Linked DNA regions of Mus musculus: region 2 is linked to region 1. The links are chromatin loops, found by intact Hi-C in ENCODE. Cell type or tissue: left cerebral cortex. All regions are shown on one strand. Each heading gives the region's core, and the rest is flanking DNA. Links, peaks and the distances in the headings are about the cores only. Region 1 has its middle 49 kb from the start of Gm23355. Region 2 holds the start of Ncam2 (neural cell adhesion molecule 2).

Region 1 (16,112 bases), core at 5,125-10,124:
CAAGGGAAATTGGTCTCAAGTTCTCTTTCTTTGTTGGGTCTTTGTGTGGTTTTGGTATCAGCATAATTGTGGCAACACAGAATGAAGTGTTTCTTCTGTTTCTATTTTGTGAAATAGTTTGAAGAGTTTTGGTATTAAGTCTTCTTTGAAGATCTTATAGAATTCTGCACTAAACCCATCTTGTCTTGGGCTTTTTTGGTTGGAAGAATATTAATGACTGCTTCTATTTCCTTAGGGGTTATCATACTGTGTAGATGGTTTATCTGATCTTGATTTAACTTTGATACTTGGTATCAGTGTAGAAAATTGTTCATTTCATCTAGATTTTCCAGTTTGTTGAATATAGTCTTTTGCACTAGGATCTAATGAGTTTTTGGATTTCCTCACTTTCTGTTGTTATGTCTCCCTCTGATTTTGTTAATTTAGATACTCTGTGAAAAGAACACCAATGGCTTTTGCTCTAAGACCAAGAATTGACAAGTGTGACTTCATAAAACTGCAAAGCATCTTTAAGGCAAAGATGCTGTCAATAGAACAAAACGTCAACCAACAGATTAGGAAAAGATCTTTATGAACCTTACATCTGATAGAGAGCTAATATCCAATATATGCAAAGAACTTAAGAAGTTAGACGTCAGAGAACCAAATAACCCTATTAAAAATGGGGTACAGAGCTAAACAAAAATTCTCAAATGAGAAATAACAAATGACTGAGAAGCACCTGAAAAAATATTCAACATCCTTAGTCATCAGAGAAATGCAAATCAAAACAACCATGAAATTTCACCTCATAACAGTCAGAAAGTCTAAGATCAAAAACTCGGGTGACAACAGATGCTGGCAAGGATGTGCAGAAAGAGGAATACTCCTCCATTGTTGTTGGGATTGCAAGCTGGTACAACTTCTGTGGAAATCAGTCTGGTGGTTCCTCAGAAATTTGGACATAGTATTACCTGAGGACCCAGCTATGCAACTCCTGTGCATATACCCAAAAAGATGCTCCAACAAATAACAAGGACACAGCTCTATTTCATTCTTAGCAGGCTTATTTATAATAGTCATATAATAGTCTAGAAAGAACCCAGATGTCCCTCAACAGAGAAATGGATACAGAAAATGTGGTACAGTTACATAATGGAGTATTACTCAGCTATTAAAAGCAATGACTTCATGAAATTCTTAGGCAAATGGGTGGAACTAGAAAATAACATCCTGGGTGAGGTAACCTAATCACAAAATAACACACATGGTATATACTCACTGATAAGTGGATATTGGCCCAAAAGCTCAGAATATCTAGGATACAATTCACAGACCACATAAAGCTCAAGAAGAAGGAAGACCAAAATATGAATCCTTTGTACCTTCTTGGAAGGGGGAACAAAATACTATTGGACGATATACAGAGAAAAAGTATGGAGCAGAGACTGAGAGAAAGTTCATTCAGAGTCTGCCCTATCTGTGGATCCATCCAATATCAGTCATCAAATACAGACACTATTGTTTATCCCAAGAAGTAATTACTGACAGGAGCCTGATATAGGTGTCTCCTGAGACACTCTGACAGAACTTGACAAATAATGAGGTTGATGCTCACAGTCAACCATTGGACTGAGCAAAGTGTCCCCAATGCAGAACTTAGAGAAAGGAGTAAAGAAGAAGAAAATGTTTGCAACCCCACAGGAATAACAATAACCAGATCATCCAGAGTTCACAGGGACTAAACCAAAAACCAAAGAATACACATGGAGTGACTCATTGCTCCAGCCACATATGTAGCAGAGACTGGCCTTGTCTGATATCAATGGAGGAGAGGCCCTTGGTCCTGTAAAGGCTTGATACCCCAGTGTAGGGGAATGCCAGGATGGGGAAGGGGAAGTGGGTGGGTGGGTAGGGGAACACCCTCATACAAGTAGGGGAAGGGAGGATGAGATAGGCGATTTTCGGAGGTGAAACCAAGAAAAGCAATAACATTGAAATGTAAACAGAGAAAATATCTAAGATAAAATAAATAAATAAATAAATAAATAATAAATTATTATTACCATTAATAGTATGTTTACAAAACACAAATAAATAACATTTTTTTAACTTTTGGTTTTTCTTACAGGATAGTTACATAAGTACAGAGAAAAGATTGATATAAAATTCAACAACAAATCAATATATAGCTGAAAATCATACTATATATATATGAATATATATATATATATATATATATATATATATAAAACTTCACTGCGCATTATTTTCTTTCTTCTTTACTTTTCAAAAAGATTCTGAAAATGTCTCTGTTTAACTTTATTTTTCTATATATATTTTAACAAGATTAAAGGTGTACTGGGTATTGTGGAAGAGAGGGTTGAAAGATTATAAGAGACAGATGGCTAGGAAATTTGTAAGGACATGTGTCCTAGAATTGACATGTAAAGTTCTCCTTGGTACCTAAAAGGCATGGCTGCCTAAAGAAAAGCTTAACAAGGATGAGAGGAATGGATACGTTCCTATGGAAGAAGGAATTCTCATAGGTCCCCAACTGCAGAAAAAAGATGAGAGGCAACTAAGAAATCCTAAGTTGGGAAATTTAGCTTTCTTCCAGGATAAGATGCCTAATTCGTTATCTGGTACCCATTATTCATCCTTGAACCCAATCATATATATAACACTAAATGGTTGTATTTATATATTTGTGTGTTTCATGTATTTTTATAATAATAATGAAAAAAATAGAGATGCTGAATCTGTGAAACACATGTTGTGCGATATTGGATGGGTTAAAGTGAGACAATAAGACATGTTTTATTAAAAATAATAAAAATTAAGAAAAATTTTATAAGGCTATTTACAACTGTTCAGATATTTTCATTGCATCATATAATTTTATTAGAGGTATATCTTCGTAACATTGATAGGATTATCATTCGTGTTCCATGGAGCTAGAAGCACTAGAATACATTATCCAAAATATAAATAAAGAATAAAACGTATTTTAAATATATGACATATAAATATAGGGAAATTAGTCTTCCCAAAGAATATAGAAATAACAATATACATAAAGACATAGGCTTGATGTGACTGTGTGTGTGTGTGTGTGTGTGTGTGTGTGTGTGTGTATGATTTCATGTGTGTATTTTTTTTCACCTAATTGCATCTATATATAAAACTCATCAAGATGAACTGCTGAAAATTCCTTTCAGGATACTATATATCTAGGTGTTTCTTGTAGCAAGTTTTGTACTGCTATGATATACATTTAAATGGTTCCAAGAAAATAATTAAAACAATAAAGTTGGTCCTTATATCTGAGAGGATAATTGGTTAGATGAGTGGTTATGGATAAGGATTAAAAATTACAATGGCAAGACCTAGTTCTTAGAACATAAAATGACTGAAAATTATGGTGTGTTTCTATTGCCTTTATTTTCATGTTAAAATCGTGATCTCAAATGCATGATTATTTTCTTTACTTAATGGGGGCAAACTGTGTAGGTCTGATGGTCAGGTAAAATCTCCACTGTAGGAAATGCATTTTAGATCCTTGAAAAGGCATGACATTTTATTCCCTGTAATTAGGTAATTAATTCTAGTGGGTTTACAGATGGCATGTTGTGTGAGAGAAGTACGGGAAAGTTTAAATTCCAAATATTTCAATTTAAACTTAAAAGTCCTTGAATCATGTAATGAAACATCATATTGAACTCTGCAATTGCATATGACTATTATTTGCAAATTAAATAAAATTTACAAAGAAAAATAACCCTGACCTACTTTTGAAGTATTTACCCAGAAATAAAGAACTCAAAAAAAAAGATGTAGATTACTGAAATGGTAAACTTATGCTCTTTATTATATTTTTATTATTATCTTTAATCCCCCCCTTTTTTTTATAGTAGAGAGTTATCCTCCTAGTATTCTGCCCTCCAACAATTAGTTTCCCATCCCATTCCTACTGGCCCATATCCAAGAGGATGTTCCCACACCCTTACACATCCAAAACTCTGCCAGGCTTCCCTAGTACCTGGGGCTTCAAGGCTCTCAAGGGTTAGATGCATCTTCTCTCACTGAGGCCAGACCGGGCAGTCCTCTGCAGTGTATGTGTCCAGGGCCTCTGATCAGCTAGTGTATGCTATTTGGCTGGTGGATCAGTGTCTGAGAGATCTCAGGGGTCCAGGTTATTTGAGACTGCTGGACTTCCTATGGGGTCACCCTCCTTCTTAGCTTCTTCCAGCCTTTGCCTAATTCAACTACAGGGGTTCATGGCTTCTGCCCATTGTTTGGATGTAAGTATCTGCTTCTGTTCCAGTCAGCAACTTGTTGTGCCTCTCTCTGAGGGAAGCTATGCTAGCCTACCCTCATGTCGGTAAGTGCATCATAGCATCAGTAATAGTGTCAGGCCTTGGAACCTCTCCTTGGGATGGGTCCCTATTTGGGCTTATCAGTGGACTTCCTTTCCCTCAGGCTCTTGTCCATTTTTGTCCCTGCAGTTCTTTTAGACAGGGACAATTCTGAGTCAGAGTTTTTGATGTCAACTCCATCCCTCCACTTGATGCCCTGTCTTTCTACTAGAGATGGATTCTACAAGTTTCCTCTCCCAACTGTTAGCATTTCATCTCAGGTCCCTCCTTTTGAGTCTTGAGATTCTCGCTTCCTGGGACTCTGGTGCATTCTAGAGGGTTTTCCTAGCTCCTGTATCCTAAGGTTGTATATTTACATTCATTCTTCTGGCTCTTAAGGCTTCACTCCTGGTCCCTCCCCCAATATCTGATCATTTTCCCCTTTGGCCTTCCCCTTCCCCTAACCTTTCCCATGCAGTTCCCTCCTTTCCTCTGCCCTCTGGTTTGTTCTTCCTGCCTCGTAAGACTGAAAGATCCTCACTTGGGCCCTATGTCTTGTTAACCTTTTTGGATTCTGTGGCTTGTATCACGAGTATTCCATAATTATTTTGGCTAAATATCCATTTATTAGTGAGTATATTTCATGCACGCCCTTTTGAGTTTCTCTTACCTCACTAAGATTGATATTTTCTAGCTCCATCCATTTACATTCAAAAACATAAATTCCTCGTTCTTTTTTTCCTCTTTTTTCTTTTATTAGATATTTTCTTCATTTACATTTCAAATGCTATCCCCTTTCCTAGTTTCCTCTCTGAACGTCCCCTGTACCCTCCCCCCACCCTCCTCCCCAACCCACCCACTCCTGATTCCTAGCCCTGGCATTCCCCTATACTGGGGTATATAATCTCAAAACCAAGGACCTCTCCTGCCATTGATGGCCGACTAGGCCATCCTCTGCTACATATGCAACTAGAGACACAAGCTCTGGGGCTTGGGTTTAGATACTGGTTAGTTCATATTGTCGTTCTTAATACCTGTAATATATATATATATAGTATTCCATTGTGTAAATGAACCACATTCTATTTTTCTGTTGTGAGACATCTGTGTTTTTTCTAGCTTCTAACTATCATAAATAAGGCTGCTATGACTATAATGGAACATGTGCCCCTGTGGCATTGTGGGGCATCTTTTGTGCATATGCCTAAGAGTGGTATAGCTAGATCTTCAGGTAGATCTATTTACAATTTGCTGAGAAAACAGCAAATAATTTCCACAGTGGTTGTACCTGCTTACAATCCCAAAAGCAATGGAAAAGATTTCCTCTTTCTCCATGGAATCTCAGGGTCCTTTTGATTTTCATTTCCCAGATCACTAAGGACTTTGAACATGTTGTCAGTGCTTCTCAGCCATTCAAGATTCCTCTGTTGTGAATTCTCTATTGTTCTATATACCGTTTTTAATTGGGTTGTTTGATTTCTGGTGGTTAGTGTCTTGAGTTCTTTATATATTTTGGATATTATCCCTCTATTGGATATGGGGTTAGTGAAGATGTTTTCCAACTCTGTAGGTTGCTAATTTGTCCTATGATTATATTCTTTGCCTTACAGAAGCTTTTGAGTTTCATGAGGTTCCATTTATCAATTCTTGGTCTTAGAGTGTGAGCCATTGGGGTCCTGTTTAGGGAATTTCTCCTGTGTCAATGAGTTTGAGGCTTTTCCCATTTTTCTTCTATTAGATTCAGTGTATCTGTTTTATGTTGAGGTCATTAATCCACTTGGTCTTGAGCTTTCTGTAACATGAAAAATATGGATTGCTTTTCTTTTTTCTCATACCAACTTCACGTTAGACCAGCACCAGTTATTGAAGATGCGGGTTTTTTTTCAATTATATATTTTTGGCTTCTTTGTGAAAGATCAATTGTCCGTAAGTGTGTGGTTATATTTCTGAGACTTCAATTTTATTCCAATGATCAGCCTTTCTGTCTCTGTACAAAGTCCATGCCATGTCAATGTCTATTGCTCTGTAGTGTAGATTGCAGTCAGGGATAGTGATTCCCCTAGAACTTCTTTTATTGTTAAGAATTGTCACTCTCCAGTTTTTTTGTTGTTCCTTATGAAATCAAGAAATGTTCTTTTCATGTCTGTGAAGAATTGAGTTGGAATTTTGATGGGGATTGCATTGAATCTGTAATTACTTTTGGGTAGGATGGCCATTTTTACTATGTTAATCCTACCAATCCATGAACATGGGAGATCTCTCCATTTTCTGAGGTCTTCTTGGACTTTTTCTTGAGAGACTTAGAGTTATTGTCATACAGGTCTTTCACTTGTTTGGTTAGAGTTACCCCAAGATATTTTATATTATTTGTGGCTACTGTGAAGGGAGTTGTTTCCCTAGTTGTCATTGAGATGGGCTTCTTATATGCAGCAAAATGTTGGTTGATTTTTTCATATCCAATCTGTTAGATGATGTTTTTTTATTGTGGAAATGAGTCCATTGATTTTGAGTGATACTGGAGACAGATGATTGTTAGTTCTGTCATGTTTGTTGTCTTAGGCAGAATTCTGTGTCTGATTCCTTCTGGGTTTGTGGTAAAATGATTAATATCCTGTCTTTTCTTTGGTGTACAGTTTCTCCTTTTGTTTGAGTTTTCCTTTTATTATTATTTAGGCCTGGATTGGTAGATAGATATTATTTAAATTTGGACTTATCATGAAATATTTTAGTTTCTCCATCTATGATGATTGAAAGTTTTGCAAGATCTGGTAGGCTGGGATGGCTTTTGTATTCTCTTACAGTCTGCATATTCTCTGTCCAGGCTTTTCTAGCTTTTAGTGTATCTGTTGAAAAGTGTGGTGCAATTCTGATAGGTTGGCCTTTAGACATTACTTGGCCTTTTTCCCTTACAGCTTTTAATATTCTTTCTTTGTTCTGTGCATTTAGTGTTTTGATTATTATGTGACAAGACGATTATTTTCTGTAGTCCAATATATGTGGTGTTCTTTAGTCTTCTTGTACATTTATGGCCATCTCATTAAGTTAGGAAAGCTTCTATGATTTTGTTGAAGATGTTTTTTTGTGTCCTTTGAGCTGGGAATCTTTGCTCTCTTCTATTCCATACTATTCCATACTGGGCCATACTATTTCCAACAAGGCCTCACTTGTTAAGACTCCCAAAACAGAGGCAAACAATGAAGATTAGCTACTATTCTATCTGAGATTTTTGAGGAGCATTTACCCTTCAAGCATTTATCCTTATTTCATTCCTCTTTGTAGACTTCATAGTCTCATGGCTATGCCACAATGTAGAAGGCATTTTGCTTTTTCACAACTGAAAAGTTTGAATGGAGTGAGGGGAAACTGCAGTTGGGATGTAATGTATAAGATAATAATAATAATAATAATAACAATCCATAAAATTTAAAATACATTTTTAATAAAATTTCAGAACCTTCCAGTCTCAGAATTGATTAAAAGTCAAGCTTTCCTGAGACTCAAGATAATCGCTAAGTTATAACTCACCTTTGTAAAATAATTAAGTAATCCTAATTTATATTATTACAGGATATACATTACCATTGAGAAATGGAGACTGGTGCTGTAATGTAAAAACACGGGACCAAAGCAGAATCAACATTTAACAGGGAAATGACCACTTGCAGTTGAATTTCCAATGTCAGGGTCTTGAATGGCTTTGGCTTCCAGTTTTGCTCTCTGAGCATGCATTTTCACTTGTTGTCTCTATACAGCTCTGCTTCGTTGATATCTCATAGCTCTAGCATATCAACAGCTTAGTGTTTTCACTACGACTCAGCTTTCATTGTCTAGCTTCAACCATCTCAAGACATTCAGAAAGATACTTATTTTTGTTGAAAATTTCTATTTAAATATGTTAACACTTGATCATATTGAAGAGAAGAGACCATATGCAGGTAGTTATTGGAACTGGAATAAATAATTTTTATTATTTTATTATAATTCATAAATAATATTATTCACTGATATTTCTATAATTATAAAATAAACAATTTATAAGAGTTTTATATCAAGGCTTAATGGTTCTATAATATCTTTTTAATCATAATGGCAACAAATTATATTAAGATGTTGAGTTATCTCTCAGCTATTTGGGGAATCCTAAAGAATTGATTACTCCCGCATCTGAAAATTTCAGTGCTACAGAAATATTCAATATTAATAAAAATTATTTTGAGAACAACAGGAGATGGCAGTGTTTGATCATTAATTCAAAAATAAGATGATTGAATTTAATAACCAGTTAAGTTACAAAATATTAATACATATATACATATATATATATCCATGATACCATCTATAGCTTTGTAGCTTATAATATTAGTAGCTTATAATGATATAGGATTAATTTGACAAATGCATTAAAAAGGAATATAAAAATCTTAATTTCCTTTGGCTATTTTATAAAAATGTGTGAAAGTAAAATAAATTTTAATAAAATCAAATAACAAATTAAAATTTTTGAATGACAGCCATACTAACATTTTAAGAATATTGTCCAGTTCATTCGTTATATATAACTTTAAAGTTGATGAGTAAAATATTAAATTATTTTCCAAATATAAAGCCATATTGCATAGTAAAGAAATAAATTAATTTACCTATATGTATATATTGCACACCTTTTCACACATTCTAATATTTACATCTATGTAATTATATATGCACTTAGGTCTATGTGAATATTCACACATATGTAAATATAATTACATAAAGTAATATATTAAACATTAAAAATAATATAGACTATTTGTCTGCATACATGTAACTTTATAAATTGTCTCTAGTTCACTGGATAATTATTAGAAGAGAAGAATATTAAATTAAGAGATAATGGGAAAATCTTCTTATGTATCCTTATCACTTTAATCTTTGTGAATTAATGGAAATTGATAGTGTTGATACACGAAGTAGAGCCTCTTAAAATAATATGCTATTGTTTTGTTTTGTCCTCTGTATTTTCCTTAATGGAATTTAGCTGCACTTGTTACTCAAGCTTTTCATTTCACTTGAAATTGGACATTATTTTCCCTAGTGGCAATTAATAGAACCATGGAAGACTTTGGAGATTATATTTGCCTTACATATGTGAAAGCTATGGTTAATTGCCTGCTCTTCTGGATAATGAATACAATAATTATCTCAATAAGTCAATATATTTTATTTAGCTGTGCCATTGACATTTGAGAGATGACCACAAGTTTATTAATATAACACACTTGGTAATTTTGGTACATATATTTATGCATGTGATGAAAAACTTTCCCTCAGACCTACTATAAACTAAAAAGAAAATAAACTCACTGAATGGAAGAATGATAAGTTTGTAGTCCTTTCCCTCAGATGATGGAGGCAGGAAGAGGCTAAGAGACCATAAGTATGAAGTCAGGGTTGATTACAATGTAGAGTCTAGTCTAAAAACACCAATGTAAGATAGACTGGGAAGTTTCTAGAAGACAGTAGAATGAGTGACAAAATCTTACATGATTAATACCTGCAAATATTAGTTCTAAAAGGTAAGAAATAGTAATGGAACTTCATAAAGAATACAATGACTATGAGCTGTGTCCATTCAAGAGAGTTAAAGGCAAGCTGAAGATTATTTTGCTACCAGTATAGTGAGTGGAAACCAAGAAGTTTGTAAACTGGGCTTAAAGGAAAAATCAAAGCTACAGAAGGACACTCTCTACCTTTACTGTCAGATTAGATAGATAGATAGATAGATATATAGATAGATAGGTAGATAGATAGATAGATAGATAGATAGATAGATAGATAGATAGATAGATAGGCAGAATCAGAGAGACAGAGACAGAGAGACAGAGAGAGACAGAGAGACAGAGAGAGACCGAGACAGAGACACAGCAATAGACAGAGTGAGAGAGGAGAGAGGGTGCAAGATACAAAATCTGATAGCAGTTGCATTAGAAGATGGAGAAGTGAAAACGAAAAGAGCTAAGTATAGAATGTAAAAGTACAGTCAGTGTACTACACATCTCTGAGCAAATCTATAGTTCAGCATGGCTGGATTCTTGGGAGCTGTCTTCCTTAATGATTTCAGGGAAAGCTTCTCTTCAAAAGGAATAACAGACTGAAAATGATATATCAATTGCAAAACAAATTTACATATTTCAGGCAATCCTGGAACTCACTATGCATCTAAAGATTACCTTGAACTTCTGGTTCACATGATCCTACCTTCAAAATTCTGGGGTTAAGGAGTGTAATATCAACTAGCTATAAAATATATTTTATATTTAAGGCAAAACCTGGCCAAAGTGCAGAGAATAAATAGCAAATGTGTGTTCATCCACAAATGAAACAGAAACTTCTTATCACTGCAATCTCAAGGCTCAAAAACCAAGACAGAAGATTATAAGTCAGAAAGATTATAAAATCTGGGAGTTAGGGAGGACTGGGGCAAAACAGTGTCTTTTGATAAAACCACTCATTTATAAACTCACAGCACTGGGCACATCCTCTCCAGCTGAGGCCAGACAGTTAGAGGAACAGGATCTATAGGCAGGTAACAGAGTCATGAAATATCCACACTATAATTGTTCGGTGAATTACCTGAGGACTTAGCTGTACATCTGCTCAATATGTATTGGAGGTCTAGGGCTATCCCATGCTTGTTCTTTGTTCAGTGTCTGTGAGCCTGCAAGCGTTTAGTTGACTGTTAGTCTTCTTGTGGGGTAACTATCACTATCTCCTTCAGATCTCTCAATTCTTCCCCTTACTATTCCATAAGACTCCCTGAGCTCTATATAATGCTTGGCTTAGGGTCTCTGCATATGTTTCAGTCAGTTGCTGGGCGGACCCTCTCAGACAACAGTTATGAAACATACCTGTCCTGAAAGCATCACAGTGTATCATTAATAGTGTCAGGTATTGGTTCTTGACCATGAGTAGGTCCCAAGTTGGACTAGTCATTGGTCCATAAAAAATAATGTGTAAGTTCCTCAAATATAAATATACCTATGACACTATACATCCTTTACCATATTCCTGAAAAGTTTTATATCCTAATTTAGAAGCTATGCTAATACTTTCTCATCAACATCTTTGGCTCTATTTATAATAGTCATGTAATGGAAGAAATTTAAATATGAATAAAATTATGACAGGATAATTATATAGTGACTTATACACAGTAGAAAATTATCAATAATAAACATGTACATATGAATGATTATTCAATAATAAAATATACATATTGGAATATTGTTCAATACTGAACAATAAATTGGGAAATTTGAAAAACATTGATATACCTGTAAGTAACCATTTTGAATAAATTCAAGAAAGACCAAAGGAAGTTAAACATGAGTGTTCTTTCTCATAGATAAATGCCAGATTTGATTCTCTACATATGTGTGTCTAAATTGGTGTACCAATAGGTATCCAGAAACTGCTTAGTGAAAATGGGGAAATTTCATGAGAAAGGGTCCATAATACAGGTGGGATGGAGGGAGACACTGTAATAATGGGAAAGAAAGGATTAAATGTGTTTGGCTTAGTGATGCCATGGTAAAAAAAAATGAGTATGGGACAAATAATGAAAGCTAAAGACCTTTAAAATTATTCCCCTCTCCATATAAACCCACCACTGTAGAATCCTGCAGAAAAAATGACTTTAAATGAGTTACTCTAGAAAAATGGAACCATTCATAGAACGGAATAGGATTATTCTCACCATATACTAGCAAATCAGTCCCCTGTACTGAGTATGGAAAACTCATTTCTGGGTTGAATGCTAAACAATGGAGGCTATCACTATTAGTCCTGGTTGCTCTCTAAAACTTGGTGTTAAGACCCTATTGCTGAGGACACCACACACTTAAGTCATACCACTTGGAGAAACCAAGCTGCAAGCTACTGTGGGAGAAAAATAATGAGCAGAATTATTTTGCCATGGACACAGAGAGCTGCTTTGACAACTGATGTCTCAGGATATAACAATTAGTATGATAATTATATGAATGTTAATGAAGTAAACAAAACCTTACCAGTGATATTTAAATTTCACTACAGAAGATGGACATTATGTCTAGTCCAATTATATGGGGCAAAACCTTGTTTGGATAGGTCATAGGGTCTAGTGGAGAAGCCCATGCTATTATTCTAATACATGGAAATAGTGTTAATGGCTTATCACTAGACATATAGTGTGAATCTCTCAGCCATCATCAAAGAATCTTATTCTACAGGACAGATAATTATTACTGTAAAGATTTGACCTTAAAATATAAAGATAATATGAAATTGTAGAGTGCTCTTCTCTAGTGTTCTATATTGCAACCTTTATCAGGGTCATAAATAATCTGTATGAGACTGAAAGATAATATGAAACAAAGGTAGTATATGTCTGCATCAAACTGCATTTCTTGAAAAAAAATAGCACCGTTGAGCACATGAATTGAGTGTGTCTGGGAGTACATACAAACCCAAGCATGGGTGAAGGATAAAGTCATAAATATCTGTCCATACCTACTTGAGGAGCTATGGAGAATTGATAGCTACTAGTGTCTAAAGAGTTAGTGTTTTATATGCTTGTTTGTTTGTTTTAATTCAGACCATGTTGGTTTCCCATGTTTCAGTAGATGCTCTTATATACTTCCATATAACTACAACAGTAGGAGAATTGAGTGAGTCTAAAATAATAAAGTGCACATGAAATTTTGAGGAAAAGGAAGTGGGGCAGTATAGGGAAGGCTTTGGGTGGGATGGATGGAAGGGTTATTTGGTGAAGAGATGGCACAGTAGTTAAAAGCAAGCACTACTCTTGTTCAGGGCCTACATTCATTTCCCCACATGCTTATGGTAGTTGAAAACTCTGTGTCTCTTGTTTTAAGTGATCTGACATAATGATCTTACTTCAGAGGGCATTCAGTGTATACTACCTACACATACACAACTGGATATAAACCACTCATGAAGATTAAATAAAAAAGACAAAGGTATTTTTAAGAGTGTCAAAATTCCCATCATATATACATCACCATAAAACTAGATGCACACATGAACATCAGCATAAGAATTCTGGGTGGCTTCAAAATCATCAAGACTAAAAATTAGTAAAGAAAAGTCAGAGCTAAATGGCATTATAAATCAAATAAATATCACACATTTAAACTTCCATTCATATACATATGAGCAATCTAAGATCATGAATTTTTCATAAATGTTCCCAGGAATGGTTGGGAAAAATCAGAAGATTAGCAGAAATCAATAATATGAATGAATAGTGCATATTTCTTGCAAAAGCTTTAGCCCAAATTATGATCATATGCATGTATGTGTGTATATATGTATATATATATGTATATATGTATGTATATATGTATATAGGTATATCACATTTTTAAATTGATTAAATTATATGCACTCATTTTCTTTTTGAGTTTCATTCTAACCCATTCACATTGAATTAGGATCTTCCTACACAGAGAAAGATGACATAAAACTCTGTCCTATATGTCACAAAAACTGCTAGTATAGGACTGTGACCCCATGTCTGTCTAAATGTCTTTATCTTAATGAATTTAATTTACATAATTTTTCTTTCAATCCAAAATATAGATAATGTCAAGCAGACACAACCTTCTGGTAATAGTCCTATTTAATTATTTTCATGGGTATCTGAAACACAGCCATTCATGCATTATATACAACAAACTAGAAAGCAAATTAAGAGAATTAAATTTATTCTGTGTGTGTAGGTTTGGAATGAGGAAGTCACACTATCATCCAGTACTATTAGTTCTTAAAATTTTTGGTTTTAACAGTATGATTTTACAGTAAGGATACTCCTCTTCCTGAAATCATTAGGATAATGAGCCTGAACTAATAAAAATTATGCTTAAGATTATAGCAATACTTTCTACAAAGCAAATCAGTTAACATTTGCCATTTATAAATATGTACATATGGTTCACAGCATCAGCACCCAGTTAAAACCCAAAGGGAAGACACAAATGCATTACTACTCATGTCTAAATAAGAGCCTAATTATATTTATATGGATGTGTGATAATGGAAAGTATACATAATCCATTTCCCATTTTTATGCATAACCATCAAATGTGCTAATCTAATTTTACTTAGGTTTTCCTTAAGGCGAACATTTCTAATCTTCACTACGATCATTATATGTATTGCCAAATATTAGAAATAGTAAAAAAAATCTTTATAAATATAAGGTGTAGAGACATGTTTTTTTTTTCCTTTCGTTATATTTGAAGTCAATAAGAACAAAAAAATGACAGGTGTGAAAGAGATAAGGGACACAGCACCCTTCCCATCAGCCACAAATAACATAAAATATCTTGGTGTAGCTAACCAAAGAAGATAGTGACGTATATGACAAGAACTTCAAGTTTCTGAAGAAAGAAATTGAAGAATATATCTGAAGAAGATATTTATACGGATATGCCAGATATATCCAAATATCTATCTACATGGAAGAGCTAGAGGTCTTGCATGCTAATGGATTGGTAAGATTAACATAGTAAAAATGGCCATCCTTTGAATGTGCTATGCTGTGAGACAAAATTAAAAGCATCCATGACCAAAAAATCCAACCAGACTATAAGCTGTAAGAAAATATGAAGAGCAAAAACTGTCCCTGACAATAATCAAGTTCAATGAGATTTGAAAAACACCCTTCCTACAGACACATACCAGGAAAATTGAATGGCAGAATCACAATGCATAGCTCTAAAGACAAATAAAATAAGCAAGCATTCAGGAAAAATACTATCTATGAGAAATTACTAAGATTCAATATTTACTCGTAAAATGATATCTTAAACGTGTGCACTGAAAAATATTGTGCTATTTGCAGACTAGGACTACATAAGAAAGGTAAGTGATTTTTTTTCTTTATAAAGAAACAGTTGCTAGCCTTGAAATGGATATATACAAACAGAAAATGGACTCAGCAGAATATTTTTATATAGTTTACATTTATGTTTACCTATACATATATCTTTAAAACACACAAAATAAATCACAATTATCCTTTAAAGTGCTGTGCTTAATACACTCACAGCCTTAAGGTAAATTGTGCTGAAGTCTATGTGCTATGAAACCTACTGAAATGAATGAAAATTTGGATTTTTTTTTTGTATACTTGGGAACCAAAACAGAGAAATTACAGATAGAAGCAGAGTCAAAGAGGGAAAACCGGATAATTTATATTATTAAAATCTGTGCCAGTAATGATCATGAAGTTGAAGAGGCACGGTTTTAAAGAGAACAGACTAGTATTAACAATGGAAGGTAATTTTGTCAATAATAAAGTATACATAACTGGGGATGTTTGAATATGCTTGGCCCAGGGAATGGCACTATTAGGTGTTGGAGTAGTTGTGACCTTGTTGGAGGAAGTGTATCACTGTGGGGGGTGGGCTTTGATATCCTCTTCCTAGCCATGTGGGAGACAGTATTCTCCTGTTTACCTTCAAACAAGATGTAGAGCTCTCAGCTTCTCTAGGGCTATGTCTGCCTGCCTGAACACTACCATCCTTCCTGCTATGATTGATAATGGACTGCACCACTGAACCTGTAAGTCAGACCCAATTAAATGGTGTACTTTATATTAGTTGCCTTGGTCATAGTGTCTCTTCACAGCAATGAAACCTCAATTAAGACAATATCTAAAATGAAATCTGCACTAAAAAAAGTCATATAGCATAGCTGTTTTAAATAAAATTCTCTAGTAATACATTACAT
Region 2 (16,112 bases), core at 4,096-9,095, 1.3 Mb after region 1:
TCAGCATTTTGAAGGCAGAGAGGGCAGTGACCTCTGAAAGTTCAGGGCCAAGCATAGTCTACATAACAAGTTTTAGGACAGACATATCTATGAAATATGGAGGCCCGTCTCAAAAATTGCATATAAAATTTGATAAAAGATCCATTACTTTCAGAGAACCATATGTATATCCACTGATTCCCTCTTTGGTCCATCTGTATCTGGTCAGCAGTTTTACAAACATCTTTATCAAGTTACTTTCCTGTTCAATAAGCAGGCCCCAAAGGTCTACCTATCAAACTTAGTCTTGCTCCAATATCCCACCATGGATGCCATGACTGACCTTTCCAAACCATCCAATAGATTAGACAACTGAATAAATCTTCCAACTTGATATTTAGAACTGGGTTATTCCCGTGGTTGAGACAACTGCATCCTTTCCTACAATTGGGCTGTGTTGTTTCATCTCCTATATCATTGCCTTCATTTCCTCTAGGCATGGTGAAGCTCTCTGCTCTACTGAGGTAAAATGCAGGTTCATGAATATAGGTTTGGCTTTAGCTGTATTTTACATTCAAGTAATGATCTCCCACTTTCAGACTAGATATTTATGGTTTCCGTGCCTTCAGTCACCATGAGAAAGGGAAAGAAACAGGAGATAGTAGAGTATGTCACAGCTGAGCCTCACCATGAAGAGTCAATGAATTTTCATTAAGATGAAACAGGATGAATGCCAAGGAGTATCTAGGACCGTGGAGCAATCAATCATATGATATCTTGATATCTTCTGCCATTTCATATCATTTTGCTGGAAAGTTTATTGCTTTCTCACATGCATCTGATTTTTTTCAATCTGTATTCTTTTATTTCCTCAACTACCAATATGGACAAACATTCTCTTTCAATCCACACACATAAAGATTTTTTCTACAAAACAACAAACATTATTTTTTAAATGCCATGAGATAGAAGTAAAGTTTAAGTACTTAATTCCAAATAATGACTGATCACAATGGATATGAGTAATCAGATTATTGCTCTGTATTGTAATCTTCATCAATAATAATATAAAAGGACTAAAATCTCAAATGAGTCTTGATAAAATTGAGTTACAATGTGACTACAACAACCTCAAACAAGAATATAGTTAGTAGGTACTCACCATATATACCACCCAAGGCTTGTCAATGTTTCCCTGTGCATGCTTGTGAGATGTATGTGTTTGTGTGCTCTTGTTGTTTTTGCTGATATTGCGGTTGCTGATGCTGATGCTGTGTAAGATTGATGCCTGCCTTTTGAAGTGTTGGGAATCAGACCAAGTGTCTCATAAGTAGTAAGCGCACACACTATAAACTGAGCCACACCCTCATGACCACATTTTCACATTTCCAACTTTTTACCTGTCTACATTTTTTATAACTTAACAAACAAGCCATTGATATCAATTTGTATTCAATATGCTTTTGAGTGAGGGGGTACTGTCAAGAGCACATATGGCCTAATGATTGCCACATGCTTAAATAAACCTGGCTCTCCCTCTCTGGGATAGCATCAACTGTCCATAGCATCTCAGTTAAATGTTGGGGTTGATGAATCTCTCAGCAATTCTTGTCAGAACTACTGTTGCCCCGATCTTGTTCAGGTCTTGTGCCGGCAGCCACAGGGCTATGAATTCAAGTCCTATTCTGAAACTGTCACTTCTGTTAATTTACTGGCTCTCACACTCTCTAAGTTTTTAAATCTACGTAAAAGTTTGGTGTTGCCTGAAGTGAGGTAAGCATGTGGACTAATTAGATCTCTGGTAATTACCCATTTGCTTTTCTATCTGATATCCTCTAAGTTCACTTATCCTAATATGTGCCTACCCTAACACTCCAGTCTAACTCATAAGTGCAAGACATATAGCCAACACCATATTGCAAATTGAAAAATAATACATGTGTCTTATGACCTTAAGGGGAACCTCACGTGGTTGTTCATTAAAAAAAATTCTAATATGTTTGTCTAGTAAGGTGTCTGGAACAATGAATATATAAATAAACAAATCATAATTAACGGATTCAATGATGGGAGAGTTCCACTCTTCAGTGGATTAGAGTCTCTAACTGTATAAAATATTTCTAATTACAAAGGAAATTTTATGATTTTGTGTGAATAAATAAGTGATACAATTCTATACATTATTACATTTTATCTGTATGGTGATTGTTGAATATCATGAACAATACCATGTGTAATATGTTCGACATTTTACAGATATCACTATCACAGCAAACTTTAGTGGCTGAGCATCTAGGTCAAGCACTGGCATATGTTAATGTCCAAGTTTTCAATGAGCAAATAGGTGTTCTGTGAATTTCAGTTGCTTCTTCAAGGTCAAGGGACCCTTGGTCACCCGGGCATTATGCTCTCAGGGGCAATGACTTGTTCTTTCCCTGTAAAATAATTTAATAGTGCAAAGCCAAAACCCTATGATCAACCTAAAGTCCTTCAAAGATATCTTGTCATATCTAGGGTGACAAAGATTCTTAAAATTCTTTAGCACCCCTCTTAGTCATTTTCATCCAGGAGTGTCTATGATCATGACGTCGAAGCCCTCTAACTTAACTAGTGGTTCTTGATTAATTGGTAGAGGCGCTGTAAATGTGTGCGCCTAAGAAAAATGCTGTCATCTATTTAGTAGTAGCACCATTGTAATTTAAAACAGTGAGGAACCATTAAAATGGGTAAATGGGGAGCTCCAAGAAGTACATGTGTTTGCTGAACGATTAATGGCAGCTTAACTCTGTTAAATGGCAGAATGTTACTTTTAATAAAAGGGCCAGTTGCTTCTTAATGTGTTCCTTTAGCATGTAATTTGAAAAATTAAAACTAATTGATAATCTTTTAAATACTCTTAGCCTCACTGTAATTGGCAGGATATGAAGATGCAAGAAACTCAAAATTTTCTGAATTTAGCAAAACCAGAAAATCATGTGTATTTCCTTTATAAGACCACTAATGTTGTTTGAATGACTTTCCATATACCCAGAGACATATTAATGACATAATACATAAAAATAAGGAAATGGCAGTAATAACAAGACAAGTGCTTAACAGATGCTCTCGCCTCCTAGCTGAATACTTTTCTCTACACGATCAGAGGTGCACTGATTCAGACAATGATCCTTAAAAAGAGGCAAGCTAAAATGAGTTCCCCAACGTCAGATGCCAACGGAAGCAGCAGGGCCAGCTCTAGAGACTTCCCAACATTCTACCCAGCCCTTCAGCTCTTGCCTGTGAAAAACAAACTCCACAGTTGAGCCTGGCTCCTGTCTTCAGACTGCAAAGCACCTTTCTCCGTCTCACAGCAAACCAGCCCATTTGTGAAAGAAGGCCACGTTATTTACAAAATTACACGAAACTTGACCTTTTCCCTTTACTGAATGGAGTTCTTTTGTTCCCTTAATTGCTTCTCCTGTAAGATATTACATCCTAGCGAACCTCAGTCCCCTGTGCCAAGGAAGAAACTCATCAGACACTCGGGACCGTCCACCTGTGCCTACTGCTCACTAGGCTCAGAGTCAGCTTGGGAAATGAAAGAGAGAACAGCAGGCATCAAGCCGGGGAGGGAATCCTCTGAGCTGTTCACTGACAAAAGAAATATTAATTTATAGAGCCTATATTCCCTAAGTTAGATGGACATTCAGTTAGTTCAAAAGAAACGTCACAGAGAGAGGACGCAGGCAAAGAATTAGATCAGGGTGGACAGAGAAAGGGTTCAAGAGAGGCCATATGTCATAGCCTATACATAGTGGGCATTTGTGGATTTGGCTAGTAGGCATCCACATGCCTGCTCTGTCTTCAGAAGGAACAGATCTCTCCAATGCACAATTATTAGCATTTGCCTAGGAAAAAAATAAATGTAAGCAGATGTCCAGACTCACTCACCGAGTGGGCTTCTCACAGGACCCTCCCCCACATTTTAGGTTAAAGGATGCTATGAATGGTTGACACAGCTTTTTAAAGAGAATGGAATAACCCTGCTGGGTTTCAGTAGAGCAGCATTTCTGTTTTGCATGTGTGAACAACAGTCACAGACTGGCATTAATCATATTAGATGGTTCTTAAAAGGAGATGAAAATGATTTTTAAACACCCGGAAAGTTTCAGAAGCTGCCCATCCCTATTTCAGACTGGGAATTAGACTTAAAAACAGCACATGCCCTGTTAATGAGAGACTCACTAGAGATTTATGACAGCAGAGCCTGGAACTGAGTCTTAAAGAGAAGGTAAAAATAATTGCACACGTTAAGTAATTATAAATTCCTTTCCATGGGCAACTAAGTTCAGAGTTGACAACCTTCTTTCATTAGGTATTGATCTTTCATTGGAAATGGAAGGCTTTCAAAAGAACATTTCTATTTCAATTTTTAATAAAAAAAATTCTCTCATCTCCATGAACAATAACACTGATCTGAAAGTAAGGACTGAAGTTAATAGGTCTTGTTAGCTAATTATGGGATTGGCATCCACTTAAGTTAGTTTTTTTTTTTTCACTTGAGCCATTTTCTTCCATTCTACTGTTGTGGTTCAAAACGTTTTGACTACTTAAAAGGGAATACATCATCGTTGTCTTTCCCCAGTCAAACTGCACACCACTTTCTCAAGCAATAGCTTCAATCATGCTTCATAAAATCCCCTGCAAGTATATTGTTGGAAACGTAAATCAGCCATTTGAGCTTTTAGTATTTCCAAGGCAAACCTGAGGGTCACTGTCTTGTAGGTTTTCATGGCTCCATCAAAAAAAAAAAAAAAAAAAAAAAAAGAAAGAAAGAAAGAAAGAAAGAAAGAAAAGAAAAAAAGAACAAACAGAAATGCAAGTTACACATGGTTCATTAAAAAAAGAGAAAAAAAAAATAGCTCCCAATGGTGTGTCTGATACTTGCGGCTGCACCCGTAATTAGAGAAGAAAACAGCAGCCTAGAGAAATTTAGACTCCTGGATAAGGATTTCTGTTTCCAGGCGTCTTTGACTTCCTTACAGCACATGGCACAGCGATACTACATGCTTGTTCACAGAAAAGCTGGTTCCCCCGGATACTCCACTAAGGGTGTCTGCATGGCATGCCACTGCACGAGACAGAGAGATCTTCTTTACAAAGATGCCATCCGTCTGTCCTGTTTCATTGACGAGGAATATGGGTTCCCCTGCAGGCAGGCTTCCTTGCCACAGTTCTCCTCTCTAACCACCCTGCGTGCTGATTATAAATCAGCTAAATCACAATTTCAAATACAGGCTACATCTAGAGACCCAAAGTGTATCTGCCTTTGTGCACTGTTTATGCCTAGCTACTTAAGCATTCCAACCTCTCCCCTTTCCCTGAATTCCAGCACACTTGGCATCAGCGATGATAAATGCACAGACTCTACAACTGGGATGATTTCCTCCAGACAGCGCATCAATCGGCACAAACTTGCCCCCATATTACTTCACACTACACTCTCCTAATTGCAATTGCATCTAAGTTAGATTTTTCAGACTGCCTTGTTTGAATTCAGAACTGCCTCTCCATGTTACAAATGAACAGTTAAACACAACTACCAACCCAACCCACCCACAAAATGACAGCTCTGTATCTTGTAGTGAACAAGTGTATGCTGATCTTTGCAAGAGAGGTGACTGGATTAATGAACAAGACTAATATGAGCTTCCGATGGATCTATCTGCAATTTTTTCTGAGACTGAAATATTACCCATCCTCTGTTAGGATGGCAGAAAGAGGCACTTTATAAATGAGAGCAATATCTAGCATGTGAATTTGTACTTCAGAACATAAAAATCTACATCCAATCGTGGTTCATCATTTCACTGTAGTTTCAGAGAAAGACAGAGAAAGGAAGTCTTTACATCCAAAATGCCAAGCCCTACTGAGGGATGATAGAAGGACAGTGGGTGCAAGAGCAGAAACAAGCATTTCTTGCTTAAAATGGAGTTATACCACCCCCTGCTGGAGCACATGAGCAACGCAGAAGCGGTGGGGAAAAATGCTTAGAATTGGATCTAGAGAACATATTTTAACTTATCTTGCATTTTATTAATTTCATAGAAAATGCCGCACAAATAATATGGCATTCCTGCACTTTCATGTAATAGGAGAATTATGGATATTACCTTTGCCTTTAAGACTTCCACCAGTGCATATTTTGGTATTTTGTCTCCCCCCAATTAAATGTCCAAACTTGTCTGGACAGTTCAAAACGTTTCAAATGATTGTGAATATATTTTATGTGAACGTAGACTATGGAAGGCAGAATGATAAATTCATAATGCCTATCATCTATATACAGATTAGCAAAGATTGCTTCAACCAATTGTCCCTAGGGCTATTCTAACACGTTTTTTCTCTCTCTCCCCCACCCAAATTAAAAAATAAATAAATAAAAAGCTCCCCAGTACTCCCAGTGCTCCCCAACCTTCCAAATCCCTTACAGGTGCAATTCAAATCGAATGATAGATCGTGTTCAGATTATGCTATATTCAAAGGAGGGGGGGTCACAATGAACGCCTGCAACACAACCCTAGTTTTAGCCATTTGCTGTTTTACAGCATCTATGGCCCCTGTTAGTTTCCAACATAAATAAGCCATCAAACGTTCACTTCACAGCCCACCCACCACCCCCCAAAAAAAAAAAAAACTGGTGTTGGGAAAGAAGAAAAGAATCTCTAAGAATTGAATTTCTTGCACACCACAGAGATTTTTGATAAACGACTTTAATGCTGGTAGTTTTTGCCTCTTCTGTAAAACATCACCATGCCCTTCCCTTCCGCAACCTCAGATATTTAACTGTGAATACACACCAACACACTCATCCAATTTCGGGTAATAAGAGAGAATAAGCCAAAAAAAAAAAAAAAAAAAAAAAATCCCAGAAGCTGGAGCAATTTTCCCTCCCATGATCTCTTTCACACCGACGATGCTTATCTCCAATTCCGCACGGTCTCCTCTCTTATTTAAGGGGTCTTTCGAGCAAACGGATAGAATTTGAGGGGCCGCGTAAAGAAAGAGGTAAAATCCCAACAGTCGCCTCAAGAACCACCGCAACTTTGGTGCCTGGGTTTCGTGGCCCCGGGAGCCTCGCTCTTTGCCTCTCCGGGTTGGGTGGAGAGGGGGAGGGAAAGTGAAGCAAGAAAGCCGCACACTCCTACCTTGCCCGCTCCTGACAAGCAACCCGAGCAGGTAGAAGGAGAGGAGGAGGCTCATGTTCAGGACGTGACACCGGCGGACAGTTCCAAAGTTATTAAGTCCAGCCCCGGAGAGAGAACCTTCCGCTGCCACGGCCGCCTCTGCTAGCCCGCCGCCGCTCCCGGGTGCCCCAGCCGCCCGCAGCCCGCCGCGCGCTCCTCCTCGCAAAGTGACTGCAAGCTCCGCGCCTTGCCGCACTATATCCAGGCGGCGGCGGCGGCGGCAGCAGCGGCCGCCGCGGCGGCAGCGGAGCCGGCGGGAGGAGGCGGGGGCGGGACGGGGCGGGGAGGCGCGGCCCCGGCGGATCCCTCCGCGCGCTCGCCCTGCGAGCCAGGCACGCGCGGCCCCGGGATTCGTCCGCAGTGGAGCCCCAGCCACGGGTTCGAGCCCAGGAGTCCCGGGCTTTTCTAGCTATGCGGATGGTGCATGCTCACGGGGAACAGGGACGCCTGGACACCAGCACCCTCTGGCTCTTTTGCGACCCCGCAGGTGTGGCCGGGTTGCTGAGTACTGCAGAGGGCGAGCCCCAGAGGCACAGGAAGTATTGACCTTTGGTTCCTAAAGAGCTGGGGTGGCAGGGTCTGTGTCTATCCTAGGACTTAACCCTGGCCTGGCCTGACACCCTTAGTGCTTTGACACTTCCCTGTGGATCAGGGGAACAACTGTCTCCTAGGGTGTATGGCTACTAGCCCCTGCTTTAGATGGACCAAGAAAGACATTCATGCAGTGCATCTTTAGGTCCCAATTCATTGGGATGAGTGGATCCCCTCCCTAAAGGGGGGCGCTGCTGAGGGCTAAGATCTAGGAGGGTCTTGGGTTTTTTTTTTTTTTTTTTTATACACCATCTAGGATTAGCACTGTGAGGTAACATTTCCTTGTCAGTGTCTGAAGAGAGAGATCCGGGAATGTAAATGGAGGACCTGAGCTGGGGTTCTTTTTAAGGCCCACTCACCTGCAAACCCCACTGTACCTGCACCCCTCACAACTGAGTGTGTGTGTCACCTGAAAGTGTGACTGGAGGAGTAAGCATGGAGCTGTGGTGTCATGCAACCAAAGTCTGGGGTTGATCACGATATTTCCGCTGGTGGAACAGGGACATAAACTGTCACTTTACTATGACACCTATGACAAGAGACTAATCAGAACCAGAATCTCTGGCCCCAGGATCTGGTCTCTGCCCCGATCAGAGTGAGCAGACACAGCTGACAAAAGGTTCCTAGCCAACACTTTGTTCAGGTTCCTTAGAGTGATCAACCAGCTCACCCCAGACTCAGAGAGCTCCCTGGTGTTTTTCTTATCAGCAAGTACACATGTACAACCACAGTCGACTCTTATGAACATACTGCAGATGAAAACTAATCTCTTCCCCACAAAGCTTGCAGGTTTTCAAATTGACACCCGGATTAGCTAAGTACCTATTGCACATGCATGAACATGCCTGTTCACACACACATGCAAAGGGACCTACACTTAATGATGAGAGGATTATTATTCTGTAAGGGTGTGCACTCTTTTTCTTATTACTTAGAGCCAATTTATTTTAAAGTAAATATGTGGACTATGACAGAGAACAGTCTGATACTATAAAGTAATTTGAATACTCGACTTCATTAAGGTCAGAACAGAGAAAGAAATAGAGAAGCAATGGTCTATCCTCGATTGGTGGAGTTTCCATCTAAATGTTCATATTATAATATGGCATATATAGCTCAAATCTGATTGTATTCATACTGGTGTGTTTTGAGAAAAAGAGACAGACAGAGAATTATTTTTTTTGTATGTCCAGTGGTTAGTTCTTGTCAGTGGGACACAAACTAGAATCATGTGAGAAAAGGATGCTTCATTTGAAAATTTGCCTCGTGGGCAGGTAGGTGTTTCTGGGGTTGTTTTACAAAGCAGGCTAAGCAAGCATGAGGAGCAAGTCAGAAAACAGCATTCCTCGGCTTCAGTTCCTATCTCCAGGTTCATTCGTTGAGTTCCTGACCACAGCACCTTTCATGACAGACTGTGGTTGAGAAATGCAAGCCAATCATCTTTGGACTCTGCATGCTTCTGGGCTTGGTGCTTCATCACAGCAATAGTAAGCAAGCTGCAAGAGCATGGAAAAATTGGTTGAGCAAAATCTTGTCTTTTGGCTGTCTAAAGAGGTGATGTGTAATCCTTCCTCAATTTGGTAGCAATCTTGATAAAGAGAGCAGGCATATACAAAAATTATCTAATAAATCAGGCAATGTAGCAAAAATACACAAGGAATGCATTGCTATTGTTGGGAAAAGAGAGATGGGATGAAGGAGAGGAAGACATAAAGAAAGGGAAATCTTTTCTAAATAGCGTTTTAAAGAAAGGCTTCAGGAAACATTGAAGAAAGGAGGGAGATTAGACAGCAAAGGAGAAGCTGAAGTGAAGGCTAAAGTTCTGAAAGCATCCAGCAGTCTTGGAACACAGGACAGAGTCTAAAGGACAAAGGCTGGAGGGATGGCTGGCTCGGTCTGGAAAGTAGTTATCATGTAAGCCAAGGAAAGTGAGTTCTGATTCACACCATCAATATAGAAAGTTCGTCACAATGAGGTGTGCCTGTTGTCCTAGCATAGTATGTTTAGGAACAGAAGAGAAGAGGACCTGGAACTCACTGACTCATGCGACTTAGCAAATTAGGAAGCTCCACGTGATCAGTGTGAAAACCCATCTTTCTAAACAAGAAACAAGAGGACAGGGGGAAGTTGTACAGTGAGGTAGCTGAAATCAACTTCTGGCATCCATATGGACATGCATAGGTGCTTACAGACAGATGAGCATATACAGACACAGGCACACACAGAGAAATATCTATAACATTACATTGTGTATAACACAGAGTTGAACTTGACTTTGGCAGTGGAGTTAGTACTTACTATGCCAAAAACAAACGGAAAACTGAAAAAACGAAATGAAACGAAACAAAACAAAGCAAAGCAAAACAAAACAAAATGCCCTTGCTATTTTCAACCTCGTCTACACCTTAAGGTATTATCCATGGTAGAGAATTCACCTAGCAAGCACAAGGACCTGGATTCAAATCACAGTTCACAAAAGGAGAAAATATTTAAGAGAAAATTACAAGTGTGCCAACTTCAAGGTTAGAGACTGAATTACAAGTCACCAAACTGCCCATCCCCCAACTGGGGATTACTAACTCAGGCTTTGGTATCATAACCCCAGTTATTCTTGCTAAGTGTTCATCAAGCAGGGTACCACATATTGCAAACACTGAAGGAAAGGCCATCCAGAGACTGCCCTACCTGGGGATCCATTACATATACAGTCACCAAATCCAGACACTATTGTCGATGCCAAGGAGTGCCAAGGAGCCTGATATGGCTGTCTCCTGAGAGGCTCTCCCAAAGCCTGACAAATACAGAGGACAATGCTCTAAGCCAACCTGAGCCCTGGGTCCCCAGTGGGGTCCCCAAAGGAGGGGTGAGAAAAAGGACTGAGGGAGATAAAGGGGTTGGCAACCATATAGGAAGAACAATAATATCAAGCAATCAGACACCCCAGGACTCACAGGGACTAAACCACCAACCAAGAAGTACACATGGCTCCAGCTGCATATGCAGCAGAGGATGGCCTTGTCCAGCATCAATGGGAGGAGAAGCTCTTGGTCCTGTGAAGGCTTGATGCTCCAGTGTAGGGGAATTCGAGGGTATGAACGCAGGAGTGGGTGGGTGGGTGGGTGGGTGGGTAGGGGAGCACCCTCATAGAAGCAGGGGAGGGGGAATAGGATAGGGGGTTTTGGAGGGAGACCTGGAAAGGGAACAACATTTAAAATGTAAATTAAAGAAATATCCAATAAAAACAACAACAACAACAACAACAACAACAAACAAAACAAAACTTCAAACTGCTTCGTTCCCCCATGGTAACCAGCTTATCCCATGAGCACATTCAGTTCCCACTGTACTGGCAGAATGATCTGCTATCATTTATTGGTCAGGTTTTCATCTCCCAACAGACTGACAGTGGAAAGGCAACACCTAAATCAATTTTCTCTGCACACCGTCCCTGTCCTTGGTCAAACAGCATGCTCCCCTATGATCAAGATAACATGTGTACTAATATGGCCGAGTCCTGCACACAGTGTATGGTACAAACATCACAGAAAGGCATCGCTAACCTGTATCTGACAAAATACTTACATGGAAGACAAGGTATCAATTTTCTTCCCCACCTGAGAAAGATTTTAGAGGCTTTTCATGGCGCTTTAGCTCTTTCATTTATAAAAATAAAAGCAAGTTGAACAGAATTCAGGAATCTATGGAAATCTGAGTAGTAAGAAACACCAGCAGAACTGGGTACTGGGGTAAGTGAGAGCAGATAAATTTGATTTAGAAGAATCAATAAAACGAACATGAAGGAGTAGCAGAGAGATAGAAAACGATAAGGTGCATTATATGTGGAAATTATCTTCTCAAGGAGGTTCTCGCTCTTACATCTGCAATCTGTTCCTGTAAAACACATGCAGGCATATAAACTATACATGGGAGCCAGGCTTGAATGCTGCTGTGGACCATTCTGTAAAGATTGTGTTTATGTCACTGTCCCTGGTGTTATTTTTGTTTACTCTGTTGGCAGAATTCGTATGCGTCAAAATTATACTATTAGGAAATAGGACATTCCATGTGTCCGTTTATATTTTTAAAATGTCACAAACCATTATACCTATTCATTTGCTTGTCTAGAAAATTGCCTGTTTGGGTTTTTTTCTATTACCACAAAAGAGGGGAAAATGTGCACTGTGTGTATAGGCAGATAGCCTGAGACCTCTATAAATAGACAAGCATGCTTCTGCCTTCCTGCCTCCATTTATGCCACTTTTTCTAATGAACATGTCTTTAAAAATAATTTCTACTTCCATGTTACAACAGCGTCTTAAGATGTTTTACCAGGCTGTTTGTGAGCATGTGACAGAAGATCTACAGTGGATAGATTTAGATCTTAGCATCCCCGTTTGCAAATGCTGTATGAGCATAACTGTTCCCCTTGAAATTAAGAACAGGAAGAGATAGATTGATCGTACAAAGGTTCCCTAATCATCACACCTTCTTACTTTTTAATTTCTTTTAAGATACATGGGGTCATATTCCTTCATGGTTACTTCATGTTCCCTCTGGGCAAATAACTTCTCACTTCTCTCTGAAATTACGGAATAATAGCCTATAATTTGTTACTTGCCAGAATAATATTTTCTTAACTCCAAGGGCATGTATTTTTCTTCACCAAGTCATCCTCGGCAAATTTAATGATGGAGAATAAGGGAAACGCAGCAAAGCCGTAGCATGTTGTCAGAAACGTCGGTTAGTCAATTTCAAGATCATATTCAGGGAAGAAAGAAAAATGGAATCAAACAGTGGCTAGACAGGAATCTGTTTGGTGTGAGAAGGATCATGATGTGATGTGTGGATTGTCCGAATATTGATCAGAGCAGTCAGAAATCATTTTGTTGTCCATGTGTAGTATTGAAATACTTGATGGCTGTACAAAGGCTTTCCAGGGAAGGGAAGTTATCACATACTGGGCAGACACATTGTTCATCTCAGGCAGCACCTACCATACAATTATAGGTTTGACTGACATAATGTGTTCATCAAATGCATCTTTAGAATGAAATAAAATTGAAAATTATATTTTAAAAAGAATTGAGGAAGTATTTGTTTCTTCTATTAATAAAGCTCCATTTTTTGTTGATTTTTCTGTTTGGCTAATTAACTGTATTATTAGTAACAAGCACATTGGTGTTAGCAAAGCCACTTCTTCCCATAAAATGTCAAAATAGTAATGTTTAGTCTCTAAGTCTACTGCCATGGTACATTGTTTTATTACATTCATTCTATTTTAGCACAAAGGATTTTAAGTAAACCTCATGTTCTATCATTCTACAAGAGGGTTTACACTCATTTTGAGGGAAAAAAGTTTGCTTTGCCATTCACAGAATTCAATAGAGTCGGTTTTCATGTTCAACAAACACTTTATAGATTTATTTGTTATTTTCTGTGTATGAGAGTTTGGACTGTATGTGTGCATATGCAACATGTTCATGCCTGATGCCTGCGGGTGAAAGGAGAGTGTATGGATTCTCCTGGCACTGAAGTTATAGAGAGTTCTGAACTCTCATTGAGTTTTTGAGAACCAAAGCTGGGTTTTCTGCAAGAGAAAACCCAGTGTTCCTAGCAAGTGAGCAAATGTTTCTATCCAAAAAATAAATATTTAAATAGAAACTGGTTTTGGCTTTCACAACTTTATCAAAAACAAGGAATTCAAAACCCTGGGGGGAGATAATTGAACATAAATAGTCTGTCTGTGTATAATGAATTAGATCAGATAAATTTACCCATTTTATTATACATTTGTGCTCATAGTCCTCAAGTTATTTCATAATACGCATAAAGACAGGTGTTTTCACATTGATCCAAAATAGATCTGTTCAATATTTTGAAATACTTTTCATAATGCCTTATAGACACTTTCTTCATTTTCAAAACTGTAACTTTGACATTTTATTTGATGATATGTGTTATATGTTAATAGTCTATGCCATATTTATATGTTAAAGATACTGTACACCTGTTTTTATTATAAATAAAACTTCAGCTTGAATGTGTTTGTACAGGTTTGAAGCATTTTATTGATGAACATTTTTAATTAAAAATTGGATAACGGAAAAATATGTACTTACAAGTGTTTATTTATAAGTATTTGGTTCATATTGCTCTCTCTCTCTCTCTCTGTCTGTCTCCAACCTGTAGAATAGCTCTAAGCTCCTGGCTAGTGCACATGTACCATGACTGTCATGACATTGTAGGGAGCTCCTTTGCTCCCTACAATGATGCTCATGTACTCAACTTCTGAAACTGTGAACAACTCCCCAGTTAAATGTTTTCTTATAAGTTGCCTGAGTTGTGCAGTCTTTTCTAAGCAATAGAAGAATAATATGACAACACTAATTATTGTCTATCTATTTTGGGATTCAGAAATTCACATTTATTAGTGCCAGGCACTGAACTTCTTTTGTGATTATACCCATAAGATCAAACTTACTCCTTTGTTTTCCTACTCATCTACAGAACATAAATCTAAATATATACCTCACTCTACTGCTAACATCAGTGGAGAATGGTCAAGGACTGCCAGCACGCTTTACAGATTAAAGCCAATAGTGTTCTGTCTTTGGCTGCAGACCTGCTCTTTGCTCTAATATTCTACTTGGATGCTTCTGCTTCACTTGAAGCCTGAATGTGGATCCGGCTGTAACTTCTCAGAATTCAAGCAGAATGGATTATGTAATGAAGAGTGTTGAAAGGAGGATAGGAGAAGACGCACAATAATAAAAATCATGCCCAATATTGAACAATGGATATCTATCTAATCACTGTATATTTCCAAGTTTTCATTTCTACATAGAACCATCTTCCAAGTCCCTTAAAAAAAAAACACACTGATTACTAGCTCAAAAACATTTTTGTGAGACCATAGTTTATAACTCAGGACTGTTCTATTCCTCCAGAAACATTTTTTTTTAATGTTGGGAAATGCTTTTCTTTTCCTTTCTTTTCTATTTTCTTCCTTTCCTTTTTCTTAAAAAAAATTGTTGGTAGAGTATGATGCTATCTAGAGGGGAGAGAGCAGGGATGCTAATAAGTATCCAGCAATGCACAAGAAAGGGCTTATGAGCAAAGTGATCTAGTCTACAATGTTAACTTGAGGAACCTGGGCAAAGGTGTGTTTTGTAAGTTGAGTCTGCACACATCACAGCATCCCTCAGCAAAGAAAATGTTGGTTTGCTTCTTTCTAGCCAAAGTTGTTCCATCCCTCCATAGAATGTTTTAACTGTGCAGCACCCTATTTTTTCCGAGGAAAACTTGTGTCTTCAGTATGAATTCATTTTTTTTAAAGTACTACATGTTTCTAAGAAGAGGTATCCTCCCAATTTAATCATACACTCAATTCAAGGCTTAGGATGATGACTTTAATACATAAGGTGGAAACAGTTACACAAAGATAATTTAATTAGGTTACAAATGTTTCAGTAAAACGTGTTAATGCCTTACATCCACACACTGAAATCGAGTCTGCAATGGAATCCATCCAGGAAAGAAAGCTTGTCTGAGTCACGCTCAAAAATGCAGAAATCGCCAAAAGAAAAAAAAAGTGTCTTCTTATGTAGGATTATAGCCTGCTAGCTGGTGTTTGGTGTCTAATCTCCAAAATGTTACATATCCAGAGCACCAGACTACCTTTGTCAGGTGACCTTATCTCAAAAGGAAATTGTTGTAGGGACAGGAAAGGCATTAAGGGATGGGAAAAGGCGTTTGCTGTCCAGAGCGAATGTCCATTAAATGCATTTCTCTGAGGTAAAAAACAAAGAAATAGGAAGACACGTTTTCTTTCCTTCATTTGGATTACAGTACCTACAATACAATAGCACTTAGAGAAGCATAAAGATGCAAAGCATATTTGCTGAGTATGGGAAGTTAATGAAGGAAGTCTAATCATTAAAGAGATATAAAACAAAGATAAGTTTGCTTATATAATTTGTTGCCCTTTGTCTAAACTCAGAATCAAATCAAAATTAAAATTACATTTTACATGTCTTTCAACAAGTTTGTCTCTCTAGCTAGTATTGGTGGTTGACAGTGCTAAATTACTAAATGGCATGATTCATTTACTCAATGATCTTCCATACATTAGGTGAAGCACAGGGAAAATATGTTAATACGCGGGCAGTAAGGTGTGTGTTTGTTAAACTGAGATGTGCTGCTCTCTTTAGAAGTGTTCCCATAAGTGCCTATCTGTTTGGACTACTGGAAATATATCATGAACTTACATATATTATTAATTTATTCTTCACTGTTTGGAAGTCAAACAATAAGACG

Evidence for each region. A loop is a pair of places that touch in the nucleus more often than their neighbours do. Peaks named below come from ENCODE experiments on the same cell type or tissue, not always from the same donor. Only the 100,000 strongest peaks of a DNase experiment are listed, where the experiment ranks them.
Region 2: a loop joins it to region 1, with 3 times the contacts of the local background. A loop is called at or near these places in 2 of 42 quality-filtered maps.

The regions. Positions count from the first base shown.
Region 1 is chr16:82,486,352-82,502,463 of GRCm38, reverse strand. No RefSeq gene overlaps it. Among named protein-coding and RNA genes, the nearest start is that of Gm23355, 49 kb to the left of the region's middle. In left cerebral cortex, for the core only: no CTCF peak of the experiment used is centred there; no DNase peak of the experiment used is centred there.
Region 2 is chr16:81,192,023-81,208,134 of GRCm38, reverse strand. It overlaps Ncam2 (neural cell adhesion molecule 2), which reads right to left and starts at 7,438. Exons shown (of 18, transcript NM_001113208.1): 1 at 7,167-7,438. The coding sequence starts at 7,221. In left cerebral cortex, for the core only: CTCF peaks have their summits at 5,186 and 5,971 (motif pointing left); DNase peaks (open chromatin) are centred at 5,949, 6,423, 7,173, 7,305 and 2 more places; H3K4me3 peaks cover 3,816 bases; H3K27ac peaks cover 3,451 bases.